Regions from separate parts of the Homo sapiens genome. Here region 2 is linked to region 1. A link is an interaction called in ENCODE POLR2A ChIA-PET data of the cell type or tissue named here. Cell type or tissue: A673. All regions are shown on one strand.

The links. ChIA-PET counts read pairs that join two places held together with the same protein. Peaks named below come from ENCODE experiments on the same cell type or tissue, not always from the same donor. Only the 100,000 strongest peaks of a DNase experiment are listed, where the experiment ranks them.
Region 2: POLR2A ChIA-PET joins it to region 1 with 10 read pairs; 2 of 35 experiments call an interaction of 5 or more read pairs at or near these places.

The regions. Positions count from the first base shown.
Region 1 is chr17:9,501,526-9,509,525 of GRCh38, forward strand. It overlaps STX8 (syntaxin 8), which reads right to left. Exons shown (of 8, transcript NM_004853.3): 5 at 3,513-3,637. Among named protein-coding and RNA genes, the nearest start is that of STX8, 70 kb to the right of the region's middle. RefSeq lists enhancers at 4,846-5,714, 5,715-6,582. In A673, no CTCF peak of the experiment used is centred here; no DNase peak of the experiment used is centred here.
Region 2 is chr17:10,648,484-10,656,483 of GRCh38, forward strand. It overlaps MYH3 (myosin heavy chain 3), which reads right to left. Exons shown (of 41, transcript NM_002470.4): 2 at 7,607-7,665; 3 at 6,378-6,589; 4 at 3,937-4,080; 5 at 3,029-3,185; 6 at 1,891-1,918; 7 at 1,094-1,202; 8 at 74-166. The coding sequence starts at 6,581. Among named protein-coding and RNA genes, the nearest start is that of MYH3, 4.8 kb to the right of the region's middle. In A673, no CTCF peak of the experiment used is centred here; a DNase peak (open chromatin) is centred at 4,698.

The DNA.
Region 1 (8,000 bases):
ACTAAAAATACAAAAATTAGCTGGGCATGGTGGTACATGCCTGTAATCCCAGCTACTCAGGAGGCTGAGGCAGGAGAATCGCTTGAACCTGGGAGACGGAGGATGCAGTAAGCCAGGATCACGCCACTGCACTCCAGCCTGGGCAACAGTCTCAAAAAAATAAACAGGCCAGGCACGGTGGCTCACGCCTGTAATCCCAGCACTTTGGGAGGCCGAGGCAGGCGGATCACGAGGTCAGGAGATCGAAACCAGCATGGCTAACACGGTGAAACCCCATCTCTAAAATACAAAAAATTAGCCAGGCATGGTGGTGGGTGCTTGTAGTCCCAGCTACTCGGGAGGCTGAGGCAGGAGAATAGCGTGAACCTGAGAGGTGGAGCTTGCAGTGAGCAGAGATTGCGTCACTGCACTCCAGCCTGGGCGACAGAGCAAGACTCTGTCTCAAAAAACAAACAAACAAACCAAACATGATGAGCTGTCACCTCACACCTGTCAGAATGGCTATGATCAAAAAGAAAAAAGATAACAAGTGTTGGCAAGAATGTGGAGAAAAGCGAATCCCTGCACACTGTTGGTGGGGATGTAAATTTACTGCAACCATTATGGAAAACAGTATGGAGGTTCTTCAAAAAATTAAAAGTGATACTAGCAATCCCACTGCTGGGATTTGTAGGCAAAGAAAGCCAGGCAAATACCATATGATCTCATTTATATGCAGAATCTGAAAAAGATGAACAGAGAAGCAGAGAGCAGAGGAGTGGTTACCCAGCCCTGGGGTTTGGGGGAGAGATGAGGAGATGTGGGTCACAGAATACAAAATTTCAGTTAGACAGAAAGAATAAGCTCAAAAGATCGACTGTACAACAGGGTAACTAATATACTTAAAAATTGCTAAGAGAGTAGATTTTAAGTGTTCTCACCATAAATAAATATGCATGTGAGCTTATACATAAGTTAATTAGATTGATTTGCCCATTCTACTATGTATACATATTTTGAAACAACACATTGCAAACCATAAATATAATTTTTACTTGCAAATTAAAAATTGTTTTAAATTTAAAAAGTCAAACAGCTACTATATGACTCACTCATTCCACTTGTAGGTATTTACCCCAGAAAAAATGCAAATTTACGTCCATACAAAGTCTTATACATGAATGCTAATAGCAGCTTTCTTTGTAACAGTCAAAAACTGAAAACCACCCAAATATTAATCAACAGGTGAATGGATACACAGATTGTGGTAAATCCATACAATGGAATACAAATCTATAATATAAGAGTGAAATGCAGGCCGGGCGCGGTGGCTCATGCCTGTAATCCCAGCACTTTGGGAGGCCGAGTCGAGTGGATCGCTTGAGGTCAGGAGTTCGAGACCAGCCTGGCCAGCATGGTGAAACCCCATCTCTACTAAAAATACAAAAAAAATTAGCTGGGCATGATGGCGGGCGCCCGTAATCCCAGCCACTCGGGAAGCTGAGGCAGGAGAATTGCTTGAACCCAGGAGGTGGAGGTTGTGGTGAGCTGAGATCGTACCACTGCACTCCAGTCTAGGCAGCAAAGCCAGACTCTGTCTCAAAAAAAAAAAAAAAAAAAAAAGAGTGAAATACTGATACACATAACCAGTTCAATGAATCTTAAAATAATTATGCTTAGACAAAGAAGCCAGAGCCCCTTCTTCCCCAAAAGGTACATACTGTATAGTTCTATTTATATAAAATTATAGAAAATGGAAACTAATTTATAGTGACAGAAAGAAGTTCAGCAGTTGTCTGGGCATGGCAGGGAGGAACAATAGGAAGAATTACAAAGAGGCATGAAGAAAACTTTTGGGAATAACAATTAGGTTCATTATTTTTATTGCAGTGATGGTTTCACAGGCATATACATATGTCAAAGCTTATCAAATCATATACTTCAAACATGGGCCATTTATGATCATATCAACTACATCTCAATAAAGCTGACTTTAGATTTATTTTCTCCTCCTCCTCCTCCCTCTTCCTTTTTATTCATTAATTTTTTTAAAGATGGGATTTTACTATGTTGCCTAGGCTGGTGTCAAACTCCTACACTCAAGCCATCCTGCTGCCTTGGCCTCCCAAAGTGTCAGGAGTACAGGCATGTGCCACCAGGCCTGGCAATAAAGCTGATTTTAAAAAGCAGAATTAGAAAGAATAATGTATCTGTACATACTGACATTTTAAAAAGTCCATAACACATACTAAGTGGTTTTTTCTTTTTTTTCCTTTGAGATGGAGTCTCACTCTGTTGCACAGGCTGGAGTGCAGTGACATGCTATATCGGCTCACTGCAACCTCTGCCTCCTGGGTTCAAGCGATTCTCCTGCCTCAGCCTCCTGAGTAGCTAGGACTACAGGTGCGTGCCACCACACCCAGCTAATTTTTTATTTTTAGTAGAGACGGCGTTTCACCATGTTGGCCAGGCTGGTCTCGAACTCCTGATCTCAGGTGATCCTCCTGCCTCAGCCTCCCAAAGTGCTGGGATTACAGGCGTGAGCCACCACACCCAGCCGACACATACTAAGTTTTAAAAAGGTGTGGAATTATATATATATATGGAGAGAGCTAAATATCTCATGATTCCATTTATGTAAAATAAGTATATTTATATTGAATATATGTATGTGAATGTATACAAAAGGTCTAAGGAAATACATATTAATCTGTTTCCAGTTTGAGATTGGAGAAACAATATGGAGGGCTTTCATCTTATACATTCCTATGTTGTTTACACTTTGTATAACAATCATGCATACTTCTGAAATTTTAAAAATATAAGAAAGTTTAAAAAAAAAAAGTTAAAAAGCCACAGGGCAAAAGATAAAAAAGAAAAGCCAAACTGACATATTTTATAATTTAAAAAATAAAATGGAGTCTTGTGTTTGGAGACTAATTCCCAGTCGTGAAGCTAAAGTAAAGAGCATAAGCATCAAATTTGCTTGGACTTAGATTCAGATCTGCTCTCTCTGCTCTTGCCCAATGGAAAATCACCACTTCCATGAGCCACCGAGATGAGTGACAGCAACTGTCTATTCCTCAGGTATCCTGAGGCACACACCAAAAGCTTTAAAAGACCAGCAGTTTTCACTCCAATTTTCAATGGGGATGAGGAACAAACAAGGCTCCAGTAGAAAATCTGGTGGCCGGGCACGGTGGCTCACACCTGTAATCCCAGCACTTTGGGAGGCCAAGGTGGGAAGATCATGAGGTCAGGAGATCAAGACCATCCTGGCTAACAGGGTGAAACCCTGTCTGTACTAAAAATACAAAAAATTAGCCGGGCATGGTGGCACGCACCTGTAGTCCCAGCTTCTCGGGAGGCTGAGGCAGGAGAATCGTTTGAACCCGGGAGGTGGAGGTTGCAGTGAGCCAAGATCACGCCACTGCACTCCAGCCTAGGCGACATAGCAAGACTCCGTCTCAAAAAAAAAAAAAAAAAAATTCTGGCAAGGTTTCTGAGCCCACACTCCTCAGGATATTTAGTACCTTGGATAATTTTCTGCTGCTGTTGCCGGATTTCATCAAAACCCAAGCCTCTGGTCTCCTCTGGCTCCTCAAAGAGCCAAGGGTTGGGTGCTCCTCGCTTAGCCTCTTCACTCATCAGGCTGGACCTAAAGAACAATATTAAATGCATGATATATCTCAAAACATGCAGCTCAAATGCAAATTACTCCCACAAGTGCAGAGGTGGCCAGCCTTGAATGCTTTGAAAATTCAATTCAAACACAATTTATTGCATCATTAGTTTATGCCAGGAACTGTATTCAGTGCTGGACGAGATACAAGGATGAATAAGGCACAAGCTTGGTCCTCAGAATTACAGCCTGTTATAGAGATGATGGGAGAACATAATATTTGTACTAATCCTCCAAGAGATGTTTGAGTTAATAATCCTAAAAGAAGTTGGTAATAAATGAGGTTCTTAAATTTCAAAAACAGAAGGCCGAACAGCGGCCTTTTTATTAGGACAAAGTTTGTCTCAGAGGCTACGTGACCCCAAAGGTACAAATATTATTTCTCAAGCAGACACAATGTTGCGACTACAGATTACAATGTTGTTGTTGTTTTAAAAAAAGACCATATAATTTCCCATTAAAGGGTATTTGGAGCCGGGCGCAGTGGCTCATGTGTGTAATCCCAGCCCTCTGGGAGGCTGAGGCGGGCAGATCACCTGAAGTCAGGAGTTCCAGACCAGCCCGTCCAACATGATGAAACCCTGTCTCTAATAAACACAAAAAAAATTAGCCGGGCTTGGCGGCAGACATCTGTAATCCCAGCTACTTGGGAGGCTGAGGCAGGAAAATCGCTTGAACCTGAGAGGCGGAGGTTGCAGTGAGCCAAGATGGCGCCACTGCACTGCAGCCTGGGTAGCGGAGCAAGACTCTGTCTCAAAAAAAAAAAAAAAAAAAGGAGTATTTGGTTGCTCAGAGACAGAAACACATGCAGGGTTTCAATACCAATTTTGTGACTATAATGTAGCATTCATAACAGAATAAACACATTCTGATTTGTCAATCTTAACCTTACTCCCTCTAATAATCCATGTGCCCTTTCTGCACGAGACCAGTTGGTCTCGCTGTCTAAGGAACAGGAAACACATGATTTCCACCTCAGTCCCCATGTTTTCAGGATTTTTCTCCTCTCAAGTAGCTCCTCTCCTCTCCCCACCTGTCTGCATTCTGTCCAAGCTGAGAAGATCATCTTGTCCAGGACACGACCTTCTGACCAATTCAACAAAGAGATGAACATTAGACTCATCTTTAGAGCTCTCAACAGATTCATGAAAAATCATAGAATAAATGATGGGTGGGACATCAGCAAGATGACTGATTAGAGTCAGCTGGTGCTCACCCGCTCCCCCCCCCCCCCACCCACCTTTCTTAGGAAAGGACTAAGGCAATGAATAAACAGCTAAGATTTGACTTCAGTGTGGGAAAGTGCTGAACTGCAGTGGGGAAGTGGAGAGGCCCCTGTGGTGACTGAAAGTCTAGGAGGGCAGCATGAAGGCCCCCAGCCTCTGTGGCCCCATCTCTTCCACCAGGACTGAGGAGGCCTGGACATATGAAGGCCTTCTCCCTGTGAGGAAAAGGTAAGCGGGAGATTCCCACCTGCCCCCACTGCCACTGCAAACACCTACAGTCCTTATTACAGGAGGATCCCCCAGTCCTTGCAAGTTCTGAGCCCAGTTTGGAGAGCTGCTGGGAATTCGTACAGTTGCACTGCCCCAGATTAGGAGCATTCCCCACTCCCCACCCACTCCATGAGCCAAGTTACTACAGCATGGCGCCATCTTTAGACCACAGCTCCCTCTGGAGTGTGCCTTCCTCTTGGGGCCAGTAGCCACTGCACCTTTCCAGCACTGGGACTCCATTTTCATGCCACCAAAGCTACACAGGTGGCTGAACTCCACAACCCAGGGCTCGGGAATGGCTGTGACTCTGGTCCTGCAATGAAGGGAAACCACCCTCTGCACTTTCAGCCACAGAAACAGTCCCACCCAGGGCAAACCCACTCTTGAGCCAACCAAACTGCTGCATACCCTCCTGCAAGCAGAAGGCCCTGAGCAACTGACAGGCTAGCAGAGTGACTACGCTCCTGCATCCCGGATCTATGAAACAGTCGGGCAGTGCAGCCCCCTACAGACATGCCCCCGGCCTGCCCAAAGGCCCCACACCTCAATCAGGGCCTGAGAAACAACCCTGCAGGCTGCCCCTGGCAGACATACCCCCAGGCCAGCCAAGTAGCCATGTGTCCATATCTCAGGCCTGAAAAACAGCCCATGGGTCACCCCTAGCGGCAACTCCCCTAGGCCAGCCGAGCAGCCTTGTGTTCATATCCCGGGTCTGAGAAGCAACTCCTCAGGCCACTCCTGGCAGACATGCCCCCGGGGCCATCAAGCAGACTTATGCCCACCTCTCATGCCTGAGAAATAGCCCTGTAGGCTGTCCCCAGCAGGCATTCCCCACAGGAGAGCTGAGCAGCAGTGTGCCCATGTCCCAAACCTGAGAAACAGCCCAACAGGCCACCTCTGGCAGGCATACTCCCAGACTGGCCAAGCAACCAAGCAACTGTGCCCTCAGCCAGAGTAAGGGCACCAACCCCAACCCCAGCAAGTGAGACCCCAAGTTGGACAACCCACCATGTGAACGCATGCATCGCTGACCTGACAAATAGCCCGGTGAACACATCCCTGGCAAAGTCATGCCACCACCACCACAAAGCCTCTCAGCTGAGGCCACTGAGACACTCACAAATGTCACTGGCATGGATTACAGTTAAAGAAACTACACAAAAACTACACTACTATGCCCACCTGGAACCAAAGCCAATGCATCCCACTGAACCAACACCCCAAGATCCATTCATACAAATATTTCTTTCCCTGCAAAACCTACCACATAAAATTGGAAGAGGCAATTATTCCACCAGATGCATAGACATCAACATAGGGATACATCGAACATGAAAAAGCAAGGAAACATGACACCTCCAAAGGAATACAATAATTCCTGTGTAATAGACCCCAATGATAGAGAAATATACAAAATGACAGAAAAAGAATTCAAAATAGTAATCTTACAGTGAGATACAAGATAATAGAGCTAGACAATTTGATGAAATCAGGAAAACAATTCATGACTTGAACAAGAAATTCAACAAGAAGATAAATACCATAAAAAAGAACAAAACAGGTATCCTGGAGTGGAAGAATTCAATGAATAAGTAAATAAGTACAAGCTAGAGCTTTACCAAAAGACTAGACCAAGCAGAATTTTATTTATTTATTTTTTTGGAGACAGGTTCTTACTCTGTCACCCAGGCTGGAGTGCAGTGGCATTATCTCAGCTCACTGCAACCTCCACCTCCTGGGCTCAAGTGATTCTCCCTCCTCAGTCCTCCTGAGTAGCTGGGACTACAGGGGCATGCCATCACATCCAGCTAATTTTTGTATTTTTTGGTAGAGATGGGGTTTCACCATGTTAGCCAGGTTGGTATCGAACTCCTAATCTCAAGTGATCTGCCCGCCTTGGCCTCCCAAAGTGCCAGGATTACAGGTGTGAGCCACCATGCGTGGCTGAATTTTTGAACTTGAAGACAGATCTTGTGAAATAACACAGAAAGATGGGGGGAAGAAAAAGTAAAATGGAATGAAGAAAGCCTACAGAATTCATGGGACACTATTAAGTGAACAAATATTCACACTGTAGGTGTTCCAGAAAGAGAAAAGAAGGGCAAATGTACAGAAAACATTGAATGAAATAGTAGCTGAAAACTTCCCAAGTCTTGGGAGCTTCCAGATCCAGGAAGCTAAAAGAATCCCAAATAGATTCCATTCAAACAGGACCCCTCTTAGGCACATTAGAGTCAAATTATCAAAAGTCAAAGACAAAGAATTCTAAAAACAGCAAGAGAAGGACTGGATGTGGTGGCTCATGCCTGTTATCCCAGTACTTTGGGAGGCCGAGGCTGGCAGATCACGATGTCAGGAGTTCAAGACCAGCCTGGCCAACATGGTGAAACTCTGTCTCTACTAAAAATACAAAAAAATTAGCTGGGCATGGTGGCAGGTGCCTGTAATCCCAGCTACTCAGGAGGCAGAGGCAGGAGAATCACTTGAACCTGGGAGGCGGAGGTTGCAGTGAGCTGAGACCACGCTACTGCACTCCAGCCTGGGCAACAGAGCAAGACTCCATCTCAAAAACAAACAAACAACAATGACAAAAAGAAACCAGCAAGAGAAAAGCATCAAATCACCTATGAGGGAGTTCCCATTAGACTAATAGCAGATTTCTCAGCAGAAATCTTACCAACCAAGAGAGAATAGGATTTTATGTTCAAAGTACTAAAAGAAAAAAAAAATCTGCCAACCAAGAATATTACATGCAGCAAAGATATCCTCCAGAAATGAAAGAGAAATAAAATCTTTCACAGACAAGCAAAAACGAAGGTAATCCATCACCACTAGACCAGTCT
Region 2 (8,000 bases), 1.1 Mb after region 1:
TCTTTGAGGACAGGGCTCTTGCCTATTTTGTGAGGCACAAAGCAAATTCCATCTTAACCAAACTCAGACTCACAAAACGGGAGGAGTTGTCATTCCTCACAGTCTTGGCGTTCCCAAAGGCCTCCAGCAGGGGATTGGCACTGATGATTTGATCTTCCAGAGTCCCCTAATGCAAGAAATTGAGGGAAGAAGAGGAAACATTTTTTTTTGAGATGGAGTTACACTCTTGTTGCCCAGGCTGCAGTGCAATGGCACGATCTTGGCTTACTGCAACCTCCACCTCCCGGGTTCATGTGATTCTCCTGCCTCAGCCTCCCGAGTACCTGGGACTACAGGCATGCACTACCATGCCCGGCTAATTTTGTATTTTTAGTAGAGATGGGGTTTCTCCATATTGGTCAGGTTGGTCTCGAACTCCTAACCTCAGGTGATCCACCCGCCTCGGCCTCCCAAAGTGCTGGGATTACAGGCGTGAGCCACCGAGCCCAGCCTGAGGAAACATGTTTTTAAGCCACAGAATGACAGTAAAAAATGCTCACCCACTCTGTGACTCTGGCTTGCCCTGATAAAGCCCCACCCTCCTTGACTTTCCAATCCTAGGACCAACCAAATCAGCAGCATGTCTTACTCAAAACACTTTTGCCATTTTGTTATATTTGGCACTACAGTTGGGGATCTCTTGACTGAGCATTCCTTTAACACTTCAATCCCTTGATTCTCCAGTCAGTTGTCCGTATTCATTTCATGCTGCTGTAATACATTTGTTTCAAAAGCCCAGGATATGCTGTGAGTCACTCACATTGGTATATGTGATTCTTCCACAAAAGAACAAGCTCTCTGAGCCGTCTGCAGATTGACCTCTGAAGTTTAGCCCTAGAGCCTTGTCTTCTAAGAAATCCCGGGATCTAGTCCTACAAGACCAACTTGACACTGCGTTGTCTAAGGTGACTGGCTGTCCTTCAAGATAGTAAATCCTAGCCTGTTCTCCATTCTCTGAAGAGGGGGGAATGTGAGGACATTTGGCCCCCTCATTCTGAGGTTAAGACCACAGTTAAAAGTGGAAGCAAAGCAAGCCTTCCTCTCCCATCTATACCTTCATTTTGGAGTCCTTCTTCTTGGCCAGGTCCCCAGTAGCTGCAATTGTTGCAAAGTACTGGATGACCCGTTTGGTGTTCACAGTCTTTCCTGCCCCGGATTCTCCGCTGTACAGAGTGATCAAAAGAGAGAGAAAGAAACAAGTCTGTTAGTATAAACAGGCTTTTCAGGATGTCATACTGAGGCCTGGGCATGGTCTGAGCCATCTCTGACACACACTCACCACACTAATGTGACAGACCACTTGAGAAGGCAGACGCCCAGGGCACAGGTGCCACAGGCACTTGCTCAGCTGACCCAAGGATGGGTAATTCCATTTTTCTGAGGCCTTATGCAGACCTTCCTCCCCATCCCCAAATCGATCTTTTTATTTTTTATTTATTTATTTTTCTCTTTTATTTTTTATTTTTTGAGACAGAATCTCACTCTGCTGCCCAGGCTGGAGTGCAGTGGCGCGATCTCGGCTCACTGCAAGCTCCGGCTCCTGGGTTCACGCCATTCTCCTGCCTCAGCCTCCTGAGTAGCTGTGACTACAGGTGCCCGCCACCACACCCAGCTAATTTTTTTGTATTTTTTTTAGTAGAGGCAGGGTTTCACCGTGTTAGCCAGGATGGTCTCGATCTCCTGGACCTCGTGATCCGCCCATCTCAGCCTACCAAAGTGCTGGGATTACAGGTGTCAGCCACCGCGCCCAGCCTGATCTTTTTATTATAGACTCTGCTCCAAACACTTTCTAATGAACAGAATAGAGCCAGTGGCACAGCTATGAAACCACTCTATGCCATGGATACTTACGTGATCAGAATGGACTGGTTTTCACGATCTGCCAGAGGAAAAAATAAAATAGAGTTGATGGCAATAGAAAAAGAGCTTCCCGATTCTACCCAACTCTCAAGTAGCCAGAGTTAAATTGCACAATTCCTCTTCCTTTACATTTTTTGTTTAGCCTTTAGGTGGGAATCTGAAGAGCCTCCATCTGCTTTTTATTTTATTTTATTTTTAATTGACAAACAATATTTGTATATATTTGTAGGGTACAACATGATGATTTGATATATGTTTATATGGCAGAATGATTAAATCAAGCTAATTAACAAATCCGTCACCTCACATACTTATTTTTTTGTGGAGAAAACATTTAAAATATACTATTTTAGGGATTTTGAAATATACAATGCATTATTACTTATCGGAGTCACCATTCTATGGGACAGATCACCAGCACCGATTTCTCCTTTCCAGCTGTATCCTTTGGTCAATATCGAAAGCCTCCTTCTTGAGACTGAGACTCAGAGAGGGCAAGTCTCCACTCAGAATCAGCCAGTGGCAGCCGGGTGCAGTGGCTCATGCCTGTAATCCCAGCACTTTGGGAGGCTGTGGCAGGCAGATCACGAGGTCAGGAGTTTGAGACCAGCCTGGCCAACAAAGTGACCCCTGTCTCTATTAAAAATATAAAAATAGCCGGACATGGTGGTGCATACCTGTAGTCGCAGCTACTCGGGAGGCTGAGGCAGGAGAATCGCTTGAACCCGGGAGGCAGAGGTTGTGGTGAGCCGAGATCACACCACTGCACTCCAGCCTGGGCAACATAGCAAGACTCCATCTCAAAAAAAAAAAAAAAAAACCAGCCAGTGGCTTCTCATCGTTCTTGCTGTATTAGGCTGAACTATATAAAATGATCAGTTTTTGGTTTTGATCCATGAAAACATCCATATCCGTTTTGCATATTCTAACTTGCATTAAATCCAAAACTCGTCACCTTGGCATGCGGGGCCCTACATGATGCAGCCCCTTTCTGCCTCTTTTGGCTCCTTCTTCCTCCTTTCCCTGTGCTAAACACCAGATGGGGTCCAGCCTGGGAGTAAGGGGCAACTGCCGCTCGCCTCATGCAGTGCCTGCTCCAGCATCCCATGCTTCCTCCTGGGAAACTCACCAGTCAGCATGAACTGATAGGCGTTGTCAGAGATGGAGAAGATGTGGGGTGGGGCCTCCTGGCGCTTTTTGCCTCGGTAGCCTTCCACCACCTCGGGGTTGTACACCGGCAGCCACTTGTAGGGGTTGACAGTGACACAGAAGAGGCCTGAGTAGGTCTGTGGGAGGAAAAACATATACGTGCGTATATGTATGTATGTGCATATGGAAAACCCCTTGCCTTTATTATTATTATTGTTTTTTTTTTTTTTTGAGACGGAGTCTCACTCTGTCACCAGGCTGGAGTGCAGTGGCACGATCTTGGCTCACTGCAACCTCCACCTCCCGGGTTCAAGCAATTCTCCTGCCTCAGCCTCCCGAGTAGCTGGGACTACAGGTACATGCCATCACGCCCGGCTAATTTTTGTATTTTAGTAGAGATGGGGCTTCACCATGTTGGCCAGAATGGTCTCGATCTCTTGACCTCATGATCCACCCGCCTTACCCTCCCAAAGTGCTGGGATTACGGGCGTGAGCCACCACACCCAGCTGCCTTTATTATTATCTCATGTTTCTTTGGGATAAACTTATAAAGGGGGGAGGCTACCATTCCTATTTATAGTGAGGCACTGAGACTCAAAAAGGGGAGTGGCGACCCTCCCACAGTTGGTAAGTCACAGCACCCCGTGACCAAGCCTGGCCCCAGCTTCCCCGCTCTCCGGCTCCTGGTCCTCCTTCCCACCTTCCTTCTTCCTGCCCCATCCACCTCTTGCTTTCTTGCCTTCTTTCTCCTCCGTCTTTGTGTTTTGTTCATCAGCTAGGCAAGCACTCATCTTCCAGAATCCCACGGCCCACACACATACCTCTGCCTCCCTCCCCTGCCCGCATATCTAATGCCCCAGGGAAACCACGTCGAAAGCCCTCGCTGACATAGATCATCCAAGATGTGTAACGGTCCTTCAGGTTGTACAGCACGGCTGGCTCATTCAGGTGCGTCAGCATGGCCATGTCTTCGATCCTGTCGAACTTGGGGGGGTTCATGGCGTACACATCCTCTGGTTTGACCACCAGGGTCTAAAAAGGAAGAGGCACAGTGCTTCACTAAGATGGTCTGCACGTCTTTTTTTTTTTTTTTTTTTTTTTTTTTTTTGAGACGGAGTCTTGCTTTGTCGCCCAGGCTGGAGTGCAGTGATGCGATCTCGGCTCACTGCAAGCTCCACCTCCCGGGTTCACACCATTCTTCTGCCTCAGCCTCCCAAGTAGCTGGGATTACAGGCGCCCGCCACCACACCCGGCTAATTTTTTTTATTTTTAGTAGAGACGGGGTTTCACCGTGTTAGCCAGGATGGTCTCGATCTCCTGACCTCGTGATCCACCCGCCTCAGCCTCCCAAAGTGCTGGGATTACAGGTGTGAGGCACCGTGCCTGGCCTGTCTGCACGTCTTGTCTGCTGCCCCCACCAAAAGACCAAGAGACTCTTGAGCCGAGATGGAAGGGCCAAACCCTAGAACAAGCCCAGCTCACAGCGAGAGGAGGAAAGGCTATGGGGCGGCTTGTGGTGGTGCTGATGAAATGGGGTTTGTTTCTGTTATTCAGGGTGTCTTCTTCCTCCCCATTGGGCCTGAGGTGAGAGACGGATGTCGGAAATGAGAAAAGAGGATCTGTGTGGGTGGATATGGGTGATGGTGGCTGGGAACGGGGCCAGCAGGAACCTTTCAGCTCAGTCAGTAACACTGCCTGGACCAAAATCCAGCTCCAGCAGCTGGCTCTTTCCTGTCTACTGAGAGAAAATGACGCATATGTCCCCTGCAGTCGTGAGGCAGGGACCGAAGAGAATGAGGAAGGGGCATTGGATTGCCAGGCTGGTGCCCATGGATTGCCAACATTCTGAGCTCTCTGAAAGCAGCTGTCCAGCCCCCGGCCCACCTCTTCCCCCTTCACCACCCAGCCCCAGCATGCTCAGGAAAGGGCCCCTCAGTTGCCCTCCCCACCCCTTTCCTGCCCTTTCTGGGGTCAGAGTGTTATAAGCCAGGCAAACGGCACCATGAGGCAGAGCAGTGGTTCTGAGCACCTGCACTTCTCTCAGCAGGACAAACCCCCACACCCTCGGGAAGCTGGAGGACCTCAGGCACAGGGGGTGGGGAACTTGTCTTCCTCTTCCCTGCCCTGTCCTCACCTCCTTTTTCTCTGTGACCTCCTCTGAAATGGTCAGTTTTCCTGGTTCTGTCTCTGGGCAGTGTGGATGGGAAACCTGCCTTTTCCCTGCCTTCAAGCAGGGATTCATTCAAACCATCCCGGCCAATGGGCCCTGGCTGTCTATGATGGTCTCTTAGGTTCATCTTAGATTATCATTCACTGTATCTAGCTTCCTCCTTCCCTGACGTGTTAGCAGCCCATTCTTAGCTCCTTATTGGAAATACACAGAGAGCCACCTTTTCGGAGCTCCAATGCTTGGTAGCACTGCAGGGCGGTTCTTATTTTTTGGGGGGACCGAGTCTTGCTCTGTCTCCCAGGCTGGAGTGCAGTGGCGTGATCTAGGCTCACTGCAAGCTCCACCTCCCGGGTTCACGTGCAGGGCGGTTTTTAATGCCTTTTTTCCTTCATGCCCAACCCAATGATAGTATTTCCTTTACTTGTCTCTTTTATTTTCTTTCTTTCTTTCTCTTTCTTTCTTTCCTTCCTTCCTTGCTTTCTTTCTTCCTTCTTTCTTTCCTTCCTTCCTTCCCTCCATCTCTCTTTCACTCTTTCTTTCTTTTTTCCTTTTTTTGCTTTTTACTTTTCTTGGGACTTTTCCAGATTCTCCTGATGTGGATTTTAGAAACTAGTGAGCTCCAGAATTCCTCGCAGCACCCCCACAGTGGCTTGGGCCAGAATGTAATGGGCTGCAGTGCTCATCCCCTTCATGATACAAGGAGGCTGCTATTTCACTGAGCTTGTGGTCCCCTAGGATCCCTAACACATTTTCCTTACTTCCTTGGTTAGATGGCCATTGATAGAATAATTTGGGACAAATCTAGGCTACCAAAGGAGAGTGTTCTGAAACAGCGCTCATTCATGTTGAACTCCCAACTCCACACCCTTGGGACACGTGGAGCTGGGCCCCTCTGGCCTACAGTGAACGTGGACAAAAATACCTGAAAACTAATTGTTTTAATCAGCCACAGCCAGACTCTATTCCCACCCTGGAACCTGAGGCCAGTATTCACTCTGCTTTCTCTGAGGATACCTGGGAAGCCCCAGGCTACATTGTATGCGGCATTCCAGTGCTGGAACCACATCTGGAAGTGGCTGGGGTTGGGCAGATGCATACCCCAGGCAAGCACAAGGACCAGGTGGAGGGCCAGCAGCCTGTGGAGGGTACAGAGCCTTACCCTGTTGTCCTCAGTTTCCACAGTGACCTTCCCATCCTGAGAACTCTTGATTTTCCCCTTGGCATATTCTTCCTTTGAGTCCACCACGAAGCAATACGTCTTGGCATCAAAGGGCTGGTTCTGAGCCTCGATCCTCTCCTTTTCTGACTTCCGGAGGAAAGGAGCAGCTATGCCGAACACTTCCATTTCAGTGTCACTACTCATGGTGTCAGCTGGAAGGCAAACCCACCCGGTGAGCTCAGCAGCCCCCTTGCCAGGCACCCAGCAGCTCCAGGCCTGTTTCAGCCTCCACCCTGCCCTCCTTCAGCCGCAGGAGCCCTCAGAGTCAGGGCCCCAGGAACCAGGCTGTCCTCATGCCTTGAGAAGCTCCACCCAAAGGGCTTCAGTGCTGGGAAATCACACGGGTGCATATTTATTGAGGGGCTTCTTGTGCGACAGTCTTACAGCCTATTTAACCCAAGCTCCTCAAGCATCTGAGGCTTGAACTGGCGATAAGGGGTTTGGAAGTGAGCACCACTCTTGGGACCGCCTTTTCCGCTTCTGTGACAACCAGGTGTTGCTGAGGGAACGTTTAAAAATAAACACCCTTAAAAAATAAACGCCATCTTCAAAGAGAGTGTGCTAATGGCAAACAGCAAAGATATTTTTGAACCATTTCAATCAAGGTGGCTACACGCTCGTATGCGGGAACCTGCCTTTTGCTTCCTTGGGTTGCTAAGAACAAAATCAAGCATCTGACATCAGCATCTGTTTGACAGTCCCCCAAATGCCACCTCCTCTCCCGCCTGACCTGTCCTTGCCTTTTTTTTTTGAGATGGAGTCTCACTCTGTCACAGACTGGAGTGCAGTGGCACGATCTCCACTAACTGCAACTTCTGCCTCCCAGGTTCAAGCGATACTCCTGCCTCAGTCTCTTGAGTAGCTGGGATTACAGGCACTTGCCACCACGTCCTGCTAATTTTTCTATTTTTAGTAGAGACGGGGTTTCACCATGTTGGTCAGGCTGGTCTTGAACTCCTGACCTCATGATCTGCCCACCTCGGCCTCTCAAAGTGCTGGGATTACAGGTGTGAGCCATTGCACCCGGCCACGACCTGTCCTTGTCTAAATGTGCTAGTTCCCCTGTCCCTCTGTGCCCTTATGGCCGGTGGGAGGAGGGAGAAAGGAACTGGCAAGCTTGGATTGCCTGGAGATCTCCAACAGCCGAGGGACAGGGCCCAACTTCTCACCTGAGAGTCCCACCTGCAGGATGAGAGCAGAAGACAGCAACAGCCAGGAGATCCCAGACCTGGAAGAATATGCACATACACAACTTAGCGGCACTTGGGGTGGCTGCGTCCATGTAGAATCGGCTTCTGACGAGTTAACTAAAAAGGATAAAGGGGCCAGGCGCCATGGCTCACGCCTGTAATCCCAGCACTTTGGGAAGCCGAGGCGGAAAGATGGCCTGAGGTCAGGAGTTTGAGACCAGTCTGGCCAACATAGTGAAACCCCTTCTCTACTAAAAATAAAAAATAAATTTAAAAAATTGCTGGGCGTGGCGGCAGATGCCTGTGATCCCAGCTACTCTGGAGGCTTAGGCAGGAGAATCATTTGAACCTGGGAGACAGAGGTTGCAGTGAG